2 separate regions of the Homo sapiens genome follow, and region 1 is linked to region 2. A link is a loop called in an ENCODE intact Hi-C map of the cell type or tissue named here. Cell type or tissue: IMR-90. All regions are shown on one strand.

What was found. Peaks named below come from ENCODE experiments on the same cell type or tissue, not always from the same donor. Only the 100,000 strongest peaks of a DNase experiment are listed, where the experiment ranks them.
Region 1: it touches region 2 in a loop (2.6-fold over the local background); 4 of 110 quality-filtered maps call a loop at or near these places.

What each region holds. Positions count from the first base shown.
Region 1 is chr3:158,518,851-158,526,850 of GRCh38, forward strand. All of the region lies in intron 7 of RSRC1 (arginine and serine rich coiled-coil 1), which reads left to right. It overlaps UC.134 (long non-coding RNA uc.134), which reads left to right and starts at 7,858. Exons shown (of 1, transcript NR_148407.1): 1 at 7,858-8,000. In IMR-90, no CTCF peak of the experiment used is centred here; a DNase peak (open chromatin) is centred at 4,091.
Region 2 is chr3:158,309,834-158,317,833 of GRCh38, forward strand. All of the region lies in intron 5 of RSRC1 (arginine and serine rich coiled-coil 1), which reads left to right. Among named protein-coding and RNA genes, the nearest start is that of RSRC1, 200 kb to the left of the region's middle. In IMR-90, a CTCF peak has its summit at 3,679 (motif pointing left); no DNase peak of the experiment used is centred here.

The sequences.
Region 1 (8,000 bases), 210 kb after region 2:
TCTTCTTCTTGATTTCCAAGTGTTGTTTACAGGAACTCAGTCTTTTTCTTTTCTATCTCAGGTGAATTTATCATTTTTCACTAGTGTGAATATGTATACTTATTACTTCCAAATTTTTATCTGAAGTACAGGCTCTCTCTTCCGAACTCCAGACTTGAAGACTTTTTTTTTGTTTTAACATATAGTCATCTCAAAGTTATCATCTTCAAAACTGAACTCAACTACACCCATTCAGGTCTTTCTCGTTGTAATGAATGAACCATCATTTATCTGGTTGCTTGATCCAGAAAGTTGGAAATCAGCCTTTATTTTCATAATTCTTTTACCTTCCACAAATTTTTGTTAATTCTACATCCCAAATATCTTTATCTCCTGTGCTAACCCTGGTCTGGGTGTTCACCATTTCTTGCCCGGACTTCTGTAATAGCCTCACAAGTAACTGGTTTCTTTACTCTCTTACATTAGAGTGACCAGCGGTTTCTCTACTCTCTCGTATTAGAGAGTGACCAGTGTTTTCTTTACTATCTCTTGTGCTAGAAAGGGACCAGTGGCTAGTTCAGACTGAGTGCTCTGGGAAGGTCTCCCTAAGGAGCTGACATTTAAGCTAAAATCTGAATAACAAGGAGGGACTTGCCACCCAAAGAGCATTCTAGATGGAGGAAACACCTTCTGTAAAGATTATAAGCTAAAAAATAAATTTCAAATGCTTAAGAACCCTGAAGAAGGCCAGTTTGGCAAGGGGTAGAGATTTGGTTAAAGAGTTTAGCAGGAGCCAGATTATACCAGCCTTCGTAAGTAAGAGCATAAAATGTAAACTTTATTCTAAATGAGTTAAGAGGCCAATTAAAAGTGATGCTTTGAATTTAAGGGGTGAGAGAGAAGAATTGAAGATGTGGCATATGAGTCTAAAGTTTGGGAAAGATGTTAAGGCTAGAGCTAAAGATTTGAGGGTCACCAGCCTACAAATGGTGTTTATAACTATATGTTACCTAGAGAGAGAATATAGATAAAGAAGAGAAAGGAGCCTACATTGAGCCTTGGAGTACTCTAATGTTAGAGGTGCCAGTAGAGAAAAATGAGGAATTGTGACCAGTGAGGAAAAGGAAAACCAGAAGTGTATGATGTCATGGAAGCCAAATGAAAAAAAAGTTTCAGGAATGAAGAAGTGGTCACTTCTGTTGAATGACGGACTGGAGAAGAAATAGAAATAGAATCCTTCTATTAAGGTCAGCCTTGAGTAGTTTCAAGGACAGTCAAAGGTAGTTTTTAAATACTCTCTAGAAATTCTTATGAGAGGTAAACAAGTATCTTCCACTTTTCCAAATTTAATTTGGAAAATTAAATTGGCCCATTCTATTTTGTAGCAGAATTTCAGAGTGGTTGATAACCTTTTGGACAAGATCAGGTTTTCTTAAAGCTTACAGCTTCACAGTGTCTCTGACTAGACAGACACAAAGAAATAAATATGTTCTCCTAGCAATCAGCACATGGAGGAACAATTAAACTTGTCTTATTTAGAAGAATCCTTCTTGTAGTCATCACTTTTGAACAGACTATTTGCAGTCAGAGATTATTTAAGGTAGTACTTGGCTTTTTGAATGTGTTTACTATAGAAGACTTTGAGAAATGGGCAGCAAAGAGACACTGAAAATTATCTTTTAAATCCATTTCCTGAGTATTTGGGTCAAATGACTTTCTGATGTGTTGGACAGTAATTGATTCCAGGGAATTGTTTTTACTGTCTGCCTAATCACTGTCTTATTGCTTCTGGAATATTGACCTCCTATGTCCATCTGGCTGACAGGATCAAGCCCTGAGTCAGCCTGTAAAAACTCTTCTTGAAATGTTTCAAATTAATTGTGGATTTGCAGTGGTTTCATTTTCAAAGGTTTATGTTTATTGCTAACATTGTTATGTGATAGTTTTGTGATTATTAAATGAGTTTAAGTAGACCTAGAAGTGTGTTATGCATGTCTATGTATGTGGGTATATATAAAATTTTTATTTATAATCAGTCTTAGTCTTCATGGGTTGGAATTTTATTCCCATATTTTTTGCTTGGATTGAAATGGCATGCTTATCTAACATAACTAGAATTCCCTGGTTATTCCCTGGTTATGTAGTTACAGATACTACAAACTGGTAAACATACCTAAGAGGTTTGCAGATTTCTCCATCTGTATGGATTAATACATTTTCTGCCCAAATTTTGAGACATAACAGAATGATTGCCACTACCATCTCTCCATTCCCGAAGATCACATATTTTTAGAAGACTAGTCACCTATTGGTGGTAGTTAATGTTATGACTCCATAAGAATTAAAATAAGTGAAATATTAATAGATTGCTTAGAAATTATGTTGTTATGGTTAGAGATTATGCCCTAGAGCCACTGTCATCCCACGCTAGTCACCAGCAGATCTCCATGTGAAGTTCAAGACTGTTGTACATGTTCTATTTGTTGTCTCTTTACTCTCCTTCCTTCTACTGCCCACATCTTCGGAACCCCTTGTCCTGCCTTATCCCCAGGGTTTAGCACCCACACAATCCTGATCTTTCCATTAGTTCCTCATCCTCTGGATTTTTCATTTGTCCAAGTTTTTCAATGTTGCAGGGCCCTGTTTTCTTCTATGAAATAACAAACTCACCTCTGCTGAAATGCCACCTCTGCCCAGAGATCATATTTGCACTTTAGTATACACCATATCTTTACTCAAAAAAAGGATGTAAATTTAATGGGAAGACTTGCCTAAGATTATATCATTAGTTGTGAAGCTAGAACTTAGAGCACTAATATTCACAGTCACTTACTTCACTTGTAAATAGAGCTGGAGTTGCCTTATTATATTGCAATTTTATGACTTAAAGCATTGTATTTGTCATGAAAAAACACTTAGTAAAAACAAATTAATGGTTAATAATAATATTGTTCCTATAGCTGATTTCCTTCAAAGGTGCTGAGGAATGGGCTAAAATATATAATCTCACTTCCCATTTGTTAATTCCTTTATTTATTTGTTTATGCTATGCTTCCTATATCTGAATGGCTCTATATATGTCTCAGTTTAATCTAGCAAATGTGGGGACTAGAATGATTTGCTTTATTGATATGATAATGTATTAGAATTACATTAAAATATAGAAACTTTTCTCTGTTTTTATAAAGGGTAGGATCGTTATTGATTGAGATTTCCAGCTGAAAAGTTTGCTACTCTTTTTTTTCTTGAAGTAGAATTTTTTAAATGAAATAATTAAGCTGTCTCACCAGAATATTTTAATTGAAAAAATTAGCTTTGCATAGAATTCATAGGTCTTATTATCATATAATTTTCATAACATTGTGAAGATTTCAGTCTTCTCCAAAATAAGCAGCAATAAATAATAATCATATATATTCCTTGATACAGCTTGGCCAACTGTATTTCAACATACAAAAACACACAAGGCCTACTTTACTTTTTTTTTCTCCCCTTTGAGACAGGTTTCACTCTGTCATCCTGGCTAGAATGCAGTGGCACAATCACGGCTCACTGCAGCCTTGAATTCCTGGGCTCAAGTGATTCTTCCACCACAGCCTTCCAAACACTAAGATTACAGGCATGAGCCGCTGCATCCAGCTGTACCCTACTTTCATGATAAAGATAATATGGCATTTAGGGCTTGTCTTGATTAAAAGCCAAGAATATTATTTGCATTTCTTTGAAAGAAAAAGCTGAATTGAGGATAAAGTAGCGTCAAAATGACGACCAAATGGAAAGGAGATTATAATTGCAGATTTCAGAACACAGTTTAGTATACTTATGTATATTACTTCTTAAATAATGGTTTGAGGAGTGCAGATTATTCATCCATTTGATTTGAGATCTCTCCATGCTTCATTTTTTTTCCCTGGACAGTTAGAATTTTCCCTCATGGTTCAGACTCTTAAATATATATGCTCACCCTAAGTTCTTTAAAGTCCCTGAAAAGTTGCCTTCTCTATTAGTCATTCATTCTTTATTCTCCTTTTTGATTTTTCTGTCATCAGTGACACCTGAATACATTTTCCAGCCTACACTCATTGACCAAAAAAGAAAAAACTTGGCATCAACATTGTTTTTAGTCATTTAGACCATTATGTCCTTATGTGGCAACTACTTTATAAAGTAACATGAACATGACTCAACTTTTGGCTCTAAAATCAGAAGAAATAAAGATTTGCAATAGCAGTATCTATTTGTGAGCAATAACATTTTTATAAATTGATCCATTTCCAGACACTATTTTTAAAGTTGGTTTAAGTGATAGGCATTTTTTAAGTGTTGTACCTAGCAAACTATGAAAAGTCTCTTATTAATCATTTGTATTTCAACTTATTTCTGAACTTAAATCTTATTATATATAATACTTTGCATCCTAATGCTAAATCTCAACATAAAGTAGTAGGAGCAGAGTTTCTACTCAGAATCAGTTTTACATGAAATGAAAACAACCTTGAATAATTAAAGCAATTTTTAAAAAGAAAAGTTAGATGTCTATACTCCCTGTTTTAAGACTTACTGTATAAAATTACAGTAATCAAGACTATATATTACTATAGGGATAGACATATGAGGGAACTTTTAAAAGTTCATGGAAATTGAATTAAAAGATAAAAAATATAAACCTTATCTCTCAATGGAAGCTCCATCAAGGTCTAGACACTTTTGTAAGCAATGATACCAGCCATTTAGTTCAACCCTAAAACACTGAGGGTCCTAGGAATTTAACTATGTTAATGAAGTCTTTTTTACATTATTAACTGAAGACGAATGGGTGCCTTTTAAGATTTTTTATGATTAGGAAACAAAAAGAAGTCAGAAGGAGCCAAATCAGGGCAGTAATGTGGATGCCTAATGATTTCCCATCAAAACTCTCACAAAATTGCCCATGTTTGATGAGAGGAATGAGCAGGAGCATGGTCATAGTGGGGAAGGACTCTCTGGTGAAGCTTTCCCAGACATTTTCCTGCTAAAGCTTTGGCCAATTTTCTTAAAGTATTCTCAATAAGTATTGTTCTTTGGCCCTCCAGAAAGCTAACAAGAAAATGCCTTGAGCATCCCAAAAACGTGTTGCCATGACCTTTGCTCTTCACCAGTCTGCTTTTGATTAGACTGGACCACTTCCTCCTGGTTGCCATTGCTTTGATTGTGCTTTGTCTTCAGCATCATACTGGCAAAGCCATGTTTCACCTCTGTTACAATTCTTTGAAGAATTTCATCTCACCTGTTAGTAATTTTCATTGAAATCTCTGCTCTTGTCTGCAGCTCATCTGGGCACAACATTTTTGGCACCCATCAATTGGAAAGTTTGCTTAACTTTAATTTTTCAGTCAGAATTACATAAGCTAAACCAATTGAATTGTGGTTTAGGCTGTGGTGTTGGCTATTTGTGTTGTTAATTATCAGTCCTCTTCAATTAGGGCACAATTAAGATGAATTTTTTCCTTGCGAATTTATGTGCCTGGTCTGCTGCTGCAGGCTTCACCTTCAATATCATCTCATCCCTTCTTAAAACGATTTGTAAGCTGCTGATTTCTTTGGGGCATTGTCCACATAAACTTATCATAAGGCATCAATGATTTCACCATTCTTTCACCCAAGCTTCATTATAAATTTAATGTTTGTTCTTGCTTCAATCTTTGCAGAATTCATATTCTGATAAGGATTCTTTTCAAACTGATGTCTTACCCTTCTTAGTCCCTCAAACTAGATCCTGTTCAGACATGTTATGACGAGTTAATTCAAGTTTATTTTGGTGCAGACAAAATTGAAATCCATACCGTTTTTCTATAATGTACATTTTCCATGAACTTTTTAAGACCCCTTATATAGAACAATGGAGCAGGGTAGAGAGACCTTGCTCAACCCTCATGTATATGATCAATTAATTTTCAACAAAACTACCAAGGCAATTCAATTGGGAAAGGAAAGTCTTTCAACAAATGCGACTGAAAAAACTGGATATTCTTACTGAGGAAAAGAAACATTGACCCTTACCTCACATCATACATAAGAATTAGCTTTAGTTTCACAGCAGAAAAATGCGGGACCCATAAGAATTAGCTTGAAATGTATTATAAACCTAATTATAAAAGCTAAAACTATAGAACTTCTAGAAGAAAATTTTTGCAGCCTTGAGTATGCAAAGATTTTTTGGATAAGACACAAAAAGCACAAACCATTTTTTAAAATGATAGATTATACTTCCTTAAACTTAAAAAGTTTTATTCTTTGAAAGATACCATTAAGAAACAAAAAGGCAAGTCATAGAATGGAAGCAAATATTAGCAATATGTATTAACAAAGGACTTCAATTCCGTATATATAAAGAACTCATAACTCAATAAGACAAACAACCAATTAAACAATGAAGAAAAGATTTCAACAGATCATTCAGAAAAGAAAGGATGGCCAATAATCTTATGAAGAAAATGCTGAATATCATTAGTCATCAGAGAAATGCAAATTAAAACAGCAGTGAAATACATTACACCAATTAGAATGGCTGTGAGTTAAAAATCTGATAACGCCAACTGTTGATGAAGATGTAGAGCACCAGTACTCTTCTACACTGCTGTTGGGAACATAAAATGGTATAACCACTTTGGAAATCAGTTTGGCAGTGTCTTACAAAGTTAAACATATGTCTACCATACAACCCAACTATTTCAGTACTAGGGCAGTATTTACTATCCAAGAGAAATAAAAACATGTTCACACAAAGAGTTGTACATGAATGTTATAGCAACCTTATTCTCAAAAGCCAGAACCTGGAAACAACCCAAATGTTCATCTGCAGGTGAATAGATTTTAAAAATTGCAGATATTCATATAATAGAATTCTACTAGCATTACCACAGATGTACCCAACAACATGGATTTATCTCAGAAACGTTATGCTGAGTGAAAGACATCAGATATAAAAGAGTATGCAATTTATATGGAAGTCTAGAAAATGCAGACTAATCTAAAGTGGCAGGAAGCAGATCTGTGGTTGTCTGGGGGTCAGGGTAGAGATAGAAATTGACTACAGAGAGACACAAGAAAATTCTTGGTAACAATGGACATGTTCTATATATTGATTGTTGTAGTGGTAACACAGAATTAACATGTACCAAAACTCACCAAATTGTATGCTTTGATAGGCACAGTTATAGATAAATTATACTTCAGTAAAGCTAATATTGTAAGTGCAATTTGAAGTATTTGGTGGTTTCTTTAAACCTTATGATTTTATATGATGCACTTCATTATTGATATAGCAAAATACTCTGCTTTTAGAAAAGAGAAATTAACATCATCTCACATCTTCTACCATCCTCCCTACCCCACCTCTGTTTAAAGGATCAAAGTTGTACATAAAATTGATAAAATAAGCACGTAAAATCATAACTATTAATCATGTAAGGTTATCAAAGATTGAAAGGCTACAGAGCAGCCTAGTGCAATGGGAAGCGTAGAGGATGTTTGAAGTACTAAGACTTGGTTTCATATCCAAAATCTAGCTCTAATAGTATATCTTAAACTTAGAAATGAGTATATTACGTATTACCAAAAATTAGGATCAAGTGAAACATGCTAAGGCACTTGCAAACACAACAAATCCCTGTTCCTACCCACTGTATAGTCAGATCTTAACTGCTTGCAGATAAAAGTTCTAAATAAGAATTAGTTTGATTTGCCAATGAACTCTGAGAGAGCAACTGGAAATCTCAACCAGAAATCTCCAACACCTAGCCTAGCACCTGGCATAAATACATGTTAACTAAATTAATTTCCTATTTCTGAACCCCAGTGTTTTTATTGGCTCTGTTCAGAGAAATTAAGGCACATGGGGCCATAGACTATTTTCTCTAAGCTTATGAGCCGAAACATAATATGCTTACAAGAAGAGACATTAGAACTCATAACTTTATACTGACTAATGTTCAAATACAATTATGTTAGGTATCCATTTGCTTCTGACATCACAAAAGAAC
Region 2 (8,000 bases):
CCATCATGTCAGTTGTAGTCAGGTTACTATTAAGTTCATGTAGATTATATCTTTGGTAAATATGTTAAAATATCATTAAAAATAAACTATTCTGTAGCATTTAAGATATTTAGCTACCATGATATTTTAAGGTAACCTTGAGAAAGTGTATTAAACCATAGGAGTAGATTTAAAAAACTTAGCATGTACTGCATACAAGTTAGATGGTAAGATACTATAATGGATGTATAATGGATTTATCTTTAAGGAATTTATAGTCTAATATAGTAGGTAAGATATGCTTATAAATACCTTACTTCACTTAAAAAGCACTTTATTTATATAAGATATTATATAAATACCTTACTTAATTTGAAAAGCACCTTACTTTTTTCTTAGAAAAATTTAGCATATTTTTCATAATTGACTAAATATTTAATCTTTCTCCCCTTGTAATCGTTGTCTTTGCTTTGCTATCTTATTGAGGTGAAGAGAGAGTCAATTGTAAATGGATTGCTTTCAACTTTTGGGGAAGGCTCTTTTAGAATTTAGCAAAATAAATGCTTTAAATGTAATCATCAAACTTTAATCACAATATTTCCTACATAACAATAAACCTAAGTTCAATTTTTTAAATTGGTTTATTCAAAAATTAATTATGTTATTTGGTTTTTCGCAGGAACGAATACAAATCTTGATTACATAGCTTTTGTGTGTTACCTTTAAGGGAGTTGTAATCAAGTACTAACTGTAAATAACAAATGTAACATGGTTAGCTGTATCCAGGTTTATTCTAAAGTTAAGTGTAGCATATTCTGAGAGTTTGATAAATTTAGAGAAGCAACTTTTAAAAATATGTTTTAAAATAACACAAATCAATACTAGTTGAGGAACACCTGATTTCCATTTAAAGAATGTTATATAAACATTAAATATAAAGTAATGTAGTTTAGAAAATTTTGAAGTATCTTAAAAGGTAATTGCTAAAATGTCTCATAAATTGTTATTCCCAGATACATGGTACTCATATGTCAAAATTTACAATGAAATTTCTGTAACATCACTTTTAATGCAATGCCAATATTACTTCTTTCTTCCCTCCTTCATTCACTCAATCACCTTTGTTACAATTTATAAAATGTTTATACTAATCTACTCTCCTCGTTTGTCAGTTTCTAAATAAATGTGTATTTCAAGAAGAAATTTTACAGTGACAAAAGTGGCACTTATTAAAATACACGTGCTTGCTTTTGTCAGTCATTGATATGTCATTGATATGTCTTTCTTATATCTCCAATCAAAATTAATCATTCCCTATACTGAACTACCATACCAACTTACAGTACCTCTCTAACAGTGTTAAGAATTAGAATACTTTATGCTCATTATTATATCTATATCTTACCTACCATATTAAACTATGAATTCCTTACGGTTAAACTCATGTTTGTACTGCTTATATAGTCCCTTAGCACCTGGTATATCGGTTGTAAAAAGTATATGCTAATTTTTTTCATTTATTGGATGAATATTTTAAATGCTCCAGAACAGCGTATTCTTCAAATAAATATTTATTATGAATAGATGTATAATCTAATTTTTAAATCCAGCCTTTAATATTTAGATTTAAAAATTAATATTTTTATTTCCTTTCATCTATTTCATTTTTTCCTTGAAATTCCAAAGAAACTGACACAGAGAAAATTGCTGGAAACCTTGGGTGTTTTTTAAAAAATACAGCCCTCCCTACTCCCCTTTTCCTCTACACACATACTGTAAGAGTACAAAGTTTCAGTTACCCAGGATGAACAAATTCTGGAAATCTAATGTACAGCATGGTGACTAGAGTTAATGATACTGTGTTTTATACTTGAAAATTGCTAAGAGAGTAGATCTTAAATACTCTTACCACAAAAAAGGTAAATATATAAGGTAATAGATATGTTAATTAGTTTGATTATGGCAATTATTTCACAGTGTATACATATATCAAAACATCACATTGTATACTTTAAATGTATATAATTTTTATGTGTCAGTTAGACCTCAGTAAACCAAAAAAAATAAAAATATGAGAGTGGGGAAATTTTTTTCTTTAAAAGATAGTTAAGCTTCAGAGAATTGACCAACCACTGTGATATTTTAAGGTAGCATTGAGAAAGAGTATTAATCCATAAGAGTAAATTAATATCCATGAGAGAAGGAAAAGCAAGTGGACATGGTAGAAACCCTGGCAAGACTCAGAAGGTGAAGGAGCACATTTCTTGGTTTTATAGAGTGTTATTTTGGTTGTTGTCCCTGAGAAAGCTGACACGAGCAGAGAGCACCTATTATACTCTAAAATAGCTTCTAACTTGACATGTGCAAAAGACTCATTCCTACTCTGGTGAGAAAAGCTGTCACTGAAAAAAGCTAAAGTACTTAATGAATAGGCAGCATCTCTTGTGGGTATTACCAAATGTGGCCTTAAGTAGTGTTTGATCCTTATAGAAAGTTATCAGCCAAGCAGAGCATGAGTAGATCTTGGAACTTCAGAAATATGTGTTTCTTCAACAAATATTTGTTGAGTGTCAGTTATTTATCAGGCTAGGTGATAGATATGGAATGATGAACCAGATCAGGAGAGATGACTCTGTCCTTATGAAGTGTAATTTAATAAATAGAAGAAGCAGGTGCCAAATAAATATATAACAAGCATATTGTGCTGTAATTCTTGTAAATTATAAGTTTTTAGAAGGAAAAGTGCAGAGTGCTATGAAAGAATAAAGATTGGATGGATAACAGCAGGACAGCAACTTACTTTATGTAATAGCAATTAAAAGAATAATCAGTAAGAAATTATCAGTGGCATTTCAAAAGGACCTTAGAAATATCTTATCTTGAGTGTCAGCCTTGGTTCTCATCCCTAATCTCCCACATACACTGAAATACCATATCTTGCTAACACTTATCCCCTAAATATTTCTCAAAACCATGTCTTCCTCTCCACCCTTTATTGCCACTGCTCTGGTTAAAGCTTTAGTGCTTGCTGCCTGGACTACCCACAACAGCCACTGTGTTTGATTCCTACCTCCAGTCTTCATGAAGGATGAAGTCCAAATTTCTTAAAAGATAGCATACCTTCTGAGTGATTTAGAGCTCTCCTAACAGAGATATAAACCTAACAGGTTTATATCTTGACATGTTCTGAGTCATACTTTCCACATTATGCTTTTATGCTATTTCTTATATTCTAGTCCTTGCTGTTGCTTTTCCCTTTGTTCAAAATATGGTATACCAACAACCTCCCCCCTCCCCTCACCCCTTGGTTACTAGCTCATGCATCATCTCCTTTGTAAAAAGCTTTCACTGATCCATCCCATCCCCAGGATGAGCCCCCGTACTTCTCTGTGACCATCTCCATTACTAATATTACTTAACCATATTATTGTGTAATTACTTGAGACCAGGAAATATCTTATTCATTTTTATATCTGTAGTGCCTAGTGATAGTAGGCACTCAATAAATGTTTTTAGGTAAATAAGTAAATTGGTTGCCTTAAATTGGCCTCTCTTATTCAGTAACTATTAAGCATAGATTTTTAAATATTTATTATGTTTTAATATGTGTCTCTCATCATGAAAAATTCAGATTTGAGCAGATATTTAGTCTTAATAATTTGTGCCTGTAATGAGACCTTTATGTGGTCTTTGCTACCTAGTGAGAGCAGTGCCATCTATTGGCTGTAATCCAAAGTGTATCCACTGTTATATCCAGAATTGAGCATAGAGCATTAATGAAACATTTTAAGGAAGGCACACGTATGAAAATTTTTTCATAAATTTACACAAAAACTATCTCATGCATGGCAAAAATAAATGAAGTAATTTAATCAAATATGCCAACAAAGGAGAACGATGTTGTGTCTTGACACAGTAACAGAAAATGTGTATCATCAGCATTTGCTTTTATTATTTATTTATATCCCAGCTCATTTCTAAAGAAATTATTATGGCTGTATTATTCGATAGAAAAAGACTAAGCCAAAATGCAAATGAATATTCACTCCTATCCTTCTTTAAAAACTAATTAGTACTTTGTGATTTAGATAGCATTTTATTTCCAAAAACATTTAAAGTTTTTACAGAACCATAAAGGTGAGACAAAAAAGATCTCTAAACACAAAATATCTCTAAACCATGAAAATTGTCTTTTAATAGGAATCCACACCTGGATAAGAAAGGTAGCAGTCCTGTTTGTTACGAGTAACTTGTGCCACATTATTGAAAATTGTTGTTGTTGTTGTTGTTGTTGTTAGACGGAATCTCACTCTTGTTACCCAGGCTGGAGTGCAGTGGCACGATCTCAGCTCACCGCAATCTCTGCCTCCCTGATTCAAGCTATTCTCCTGCCTCAACCTCCTGAGTAGCTGAGATTACAGGTGCCTGCCACCACGCCTGGCTAATTTCTGTACTTTTTTAGTAGAGACAGGGTTTCGCCATGTTGGCCAGGCTGGTCTCGAACTCCTGACCTCAGGTGATCCACCCACCTCGGCCTCCCAGAGTGCTGGGATTACAGGTGTGAGTCACTGTGCCCAACCGAAAAAAAATTCTTTTTTTTTTTTTTACTTCATTCACTGATACTGTTTCTTCTGCAACAGTATTTTCACATGTTAAATGAAAATATGCTAAACAGTTAAATTTAATAAGCAGAAATAAAGCTATGCTGGATTTAGCAGGTGTCAAGTAGTCCTCTGACTAGCAATTGTTATCCTGTCAGCATGTATAGTTTAGTGCTACAGTGCTTTCTAGATAGACAAAGAAAATGTGTCATGAGGGTAGGCCACCAAAATATTAGGAAACCTTGCTGTATTGTCAAACTGCCACTGCTCTAAGGAGTTTCAGAAATAGTGTGTTTTCCGGTATGGTTAAAATAAACATAGTTTAAGATATACAGGATGGTAACAATATAATTTAAAAAATGTAGTGTCTTATATTTTAGTCATATATGAGTAAAGTTCGAGACCAGCCTGGTGAAACCAATGGTGAAACCAAAATGGTGAAACCCCGTCTCTACTAAAAATACAAAAATCAGCCGAGCGTGGTGGCAAATGCTTGTAATCCCAGCTATAGAGGAGGCTGAGGCAGGAGAATTGTTTGAACCTGGGAGGCAGAGGTTGCCGTGAGCCAAGATTGTGCCACTGCAATCCAGCCTGGGCAACAGAGTGAGACTTTGTCTCAAAAAAAAAAAAAATTATGTTTGCTCCTCATTGCCTTTTAGACTCTGATACTGTGTCAAAATGTTACTTAATGTGCATATATGAAACCAAATGTAAACTCTTTACTGTTGTGCTTACAACTGTAAACCCATAATACTAATAATGAAGGCACTTTGAATGGATGGTTACATGGATGGATGGTTGGAGTACATGCACATATATGCACACACAGACACTCATCTAGTCTTTATAGCAACAACATTATGAGATAGGCTTAATAAAACCTTGTAGTAACACACAGGAGGAGAAGGGAAATTCAGGTAAAAAATCCAAGAAGTATGGCTCCAAAGCTCATACTCCTAATTTTTTGGATCTCACTTAAAAAATTATGGTGGAATTTTTGGTGCTACTCTTATCTCCATTTTACAGATAAGGAAACTAAGAAAGAGATAGGCTATATGATTTGTTCAAGATCCCACAGCTTATAGATGTCAGCTGTGCAACTCAAACCTAGACCAAGCAGGCTCCAGAGCCCATGATTTTAGTATACTAAATTATTTTTCAAACAAATCTAGCTAGATTTACAAATTAAAATTTCAAAATAAATGAAAATAGGCCTTAAGAAATATAATTTAAACAATCTTAATTAAATGAAGGAGTTGTTTTATTTATATTGAATTTCCAAAATTTTGATTTATTACTAGACAGATTTACTTGCTTGTTTTATGTTTTATATGTTGCCTAAATGATTTGGAGATTTATGTCATGGTAATTATCACTTTAATTTTGAAAATATTGATAATAAGCTTATTTTAGTTACTGAGCCATTATTTTGATGATTTAGTTACATTAATAATGCAACCGAAAATGCTGAAAATAGGCCAGGCATGGTGGCTCACGCCTGCAATCCCAGTGCTTTGGGAGGCTGAGGTGGGTGGATCTCTTGAGCCCAGGGGTTTGAGACCAGCCTGGCCAACATGGTGAAACCCCGTCTCCACTAAAAATAAAAAAATTAGCTGGGCGTGGTGGCATGCACCTGTAATCCCAGCTACTGGGGAGGCTGAGGCACGAGAATCACTTGAACCCAGGAGGTGGAGGTTGCAGTGAGCCAAGATGGTGCCACAGCACGCCAGCCTGGACAACAGAGCGAGACTCGGTCTCAAAAAAAAAAAAAAGCTGATAATAAAAAGAAAGTATTTAACAAACAATTCTTAGACAGTTTACCTTTATGCTCACGGCTGTTGCAGTCATTGCAAGTTGGCGTATGCAAAGACCAGCAGAATGTCAGCTTAAAATACCAATATGGAAAGAGTTAGTGTAGCTCTGCTTTTTTGAGTCTGTCTTATGTGTACTTCCCTACTCTGTTTGCTGTGATATGCCTCATTTTTCCACCTGCTTTTTCTAATCAGTCCACTGCAGAATCTCTCATTTTTTTTTTTTTTTTTTTTTTTTTTGAGACGGAGTCTCGCTGTCGCCCAGGCTGGAGTGCAGTGGCGCGATCTCGGCTCACTGCAGGCTCCGCCCCCGGGGTTCACGCCATTCTCCTGCCTCAGCCTCCCGAGTAGCTGGGACTACAGGCGCCCGCCACCTCGCCCAGCTAATTTTTTGTATTTTTAGTAGAGACGGGGTTTCACTGTGTTAGCCAGGATGGTCTCGATCTCCTGACCTTGTGATCCGCCCGCCTCGGCCTCCCAAAGTGCTGGGATTACAGGCGTGAGCCAACGCGCCCGGCAGAATCTCTCATTTTTGTACAAATGTGCTATGACATTGTTTGGCCTGCTCTTGGTGCAAACAAAGCATTGACATATAAGCCCAGTTTTTTCCTTAATTCTGGCCCTAAATCAAATAGTGCTTAATTTACCTTAGCAAAAATAACAGAGTTTCAATTTACTATGTAACTTGAGAAATTAAAGATTTATTATTTAGTGCAAATACCTTAGTCACAAATTTTGGCTACAGTAAAAATCACTTTCTGCCAGAATATTGAACATGAGTACAGCAGCAGTAGATGCAAGGCTATTGCCATGACATTTGGACAGGCCTCCTCAGCAGCAGTTAGGCATTGCTTATGAATACATTAAAAGCAAACCCTAGCATTTGAGGAGAGCACATGACACCAAGCCTAACTATGAACACAATTATGGCACTGAAATTGCACTGAATTGCTTGATAATGAGTGGGGTGCTCATATGCTTATGTTAGTACTTAGGTATTTTGTTTGTTTGTTTTTTATTTTGAGACAGGGTCTTACTCTGTCCTCCAGGCTGGAGTATAGTGGCGTGATCTCGGCTCACTGCAAACTCTGCCTTGTGGGCTCAAGCGATCCTCCTACCTCAGCCTCCTGAGTAGCTGGGACCACAAGTGCATGTCACCACGCCCAGCTAATTTTTGTATTTTTTTGTAGATTCAGGGTTTCACCATGTTGCCCAGCATGATCTCGAACTCCTGAGCTCAAGTGATCCACCCGCCTTGGCCTCCCAAAGTGCTGGTATTACAGGCATGAGCCACTGTGCCTGGCCAGTATTTAATTTTCAGAGTATGATGAGAAACATTTTATTTTATTTGTGAGACAGAGTCTCACTCTGTCACCCATGCAGGAGTTCAGTGGTGTGATGTTGGCTCACTGCAACCTCCAGCCCCTGGGCTCAAGCAGTCCTCCCACCTCAGCCTCCCAAGTAGGTGAGACCAGAGGCATATGCCACCATGGCTGGCTAATTTTTTGTATTTTAAGTAGAGACAGGGTCTCACCATGTTGCCCAGGCTGGTCTTAAATTCCTGAGCTCAAGCAGTCCACCCATCTTGGGCTCCCAAAGTGCTGGGATT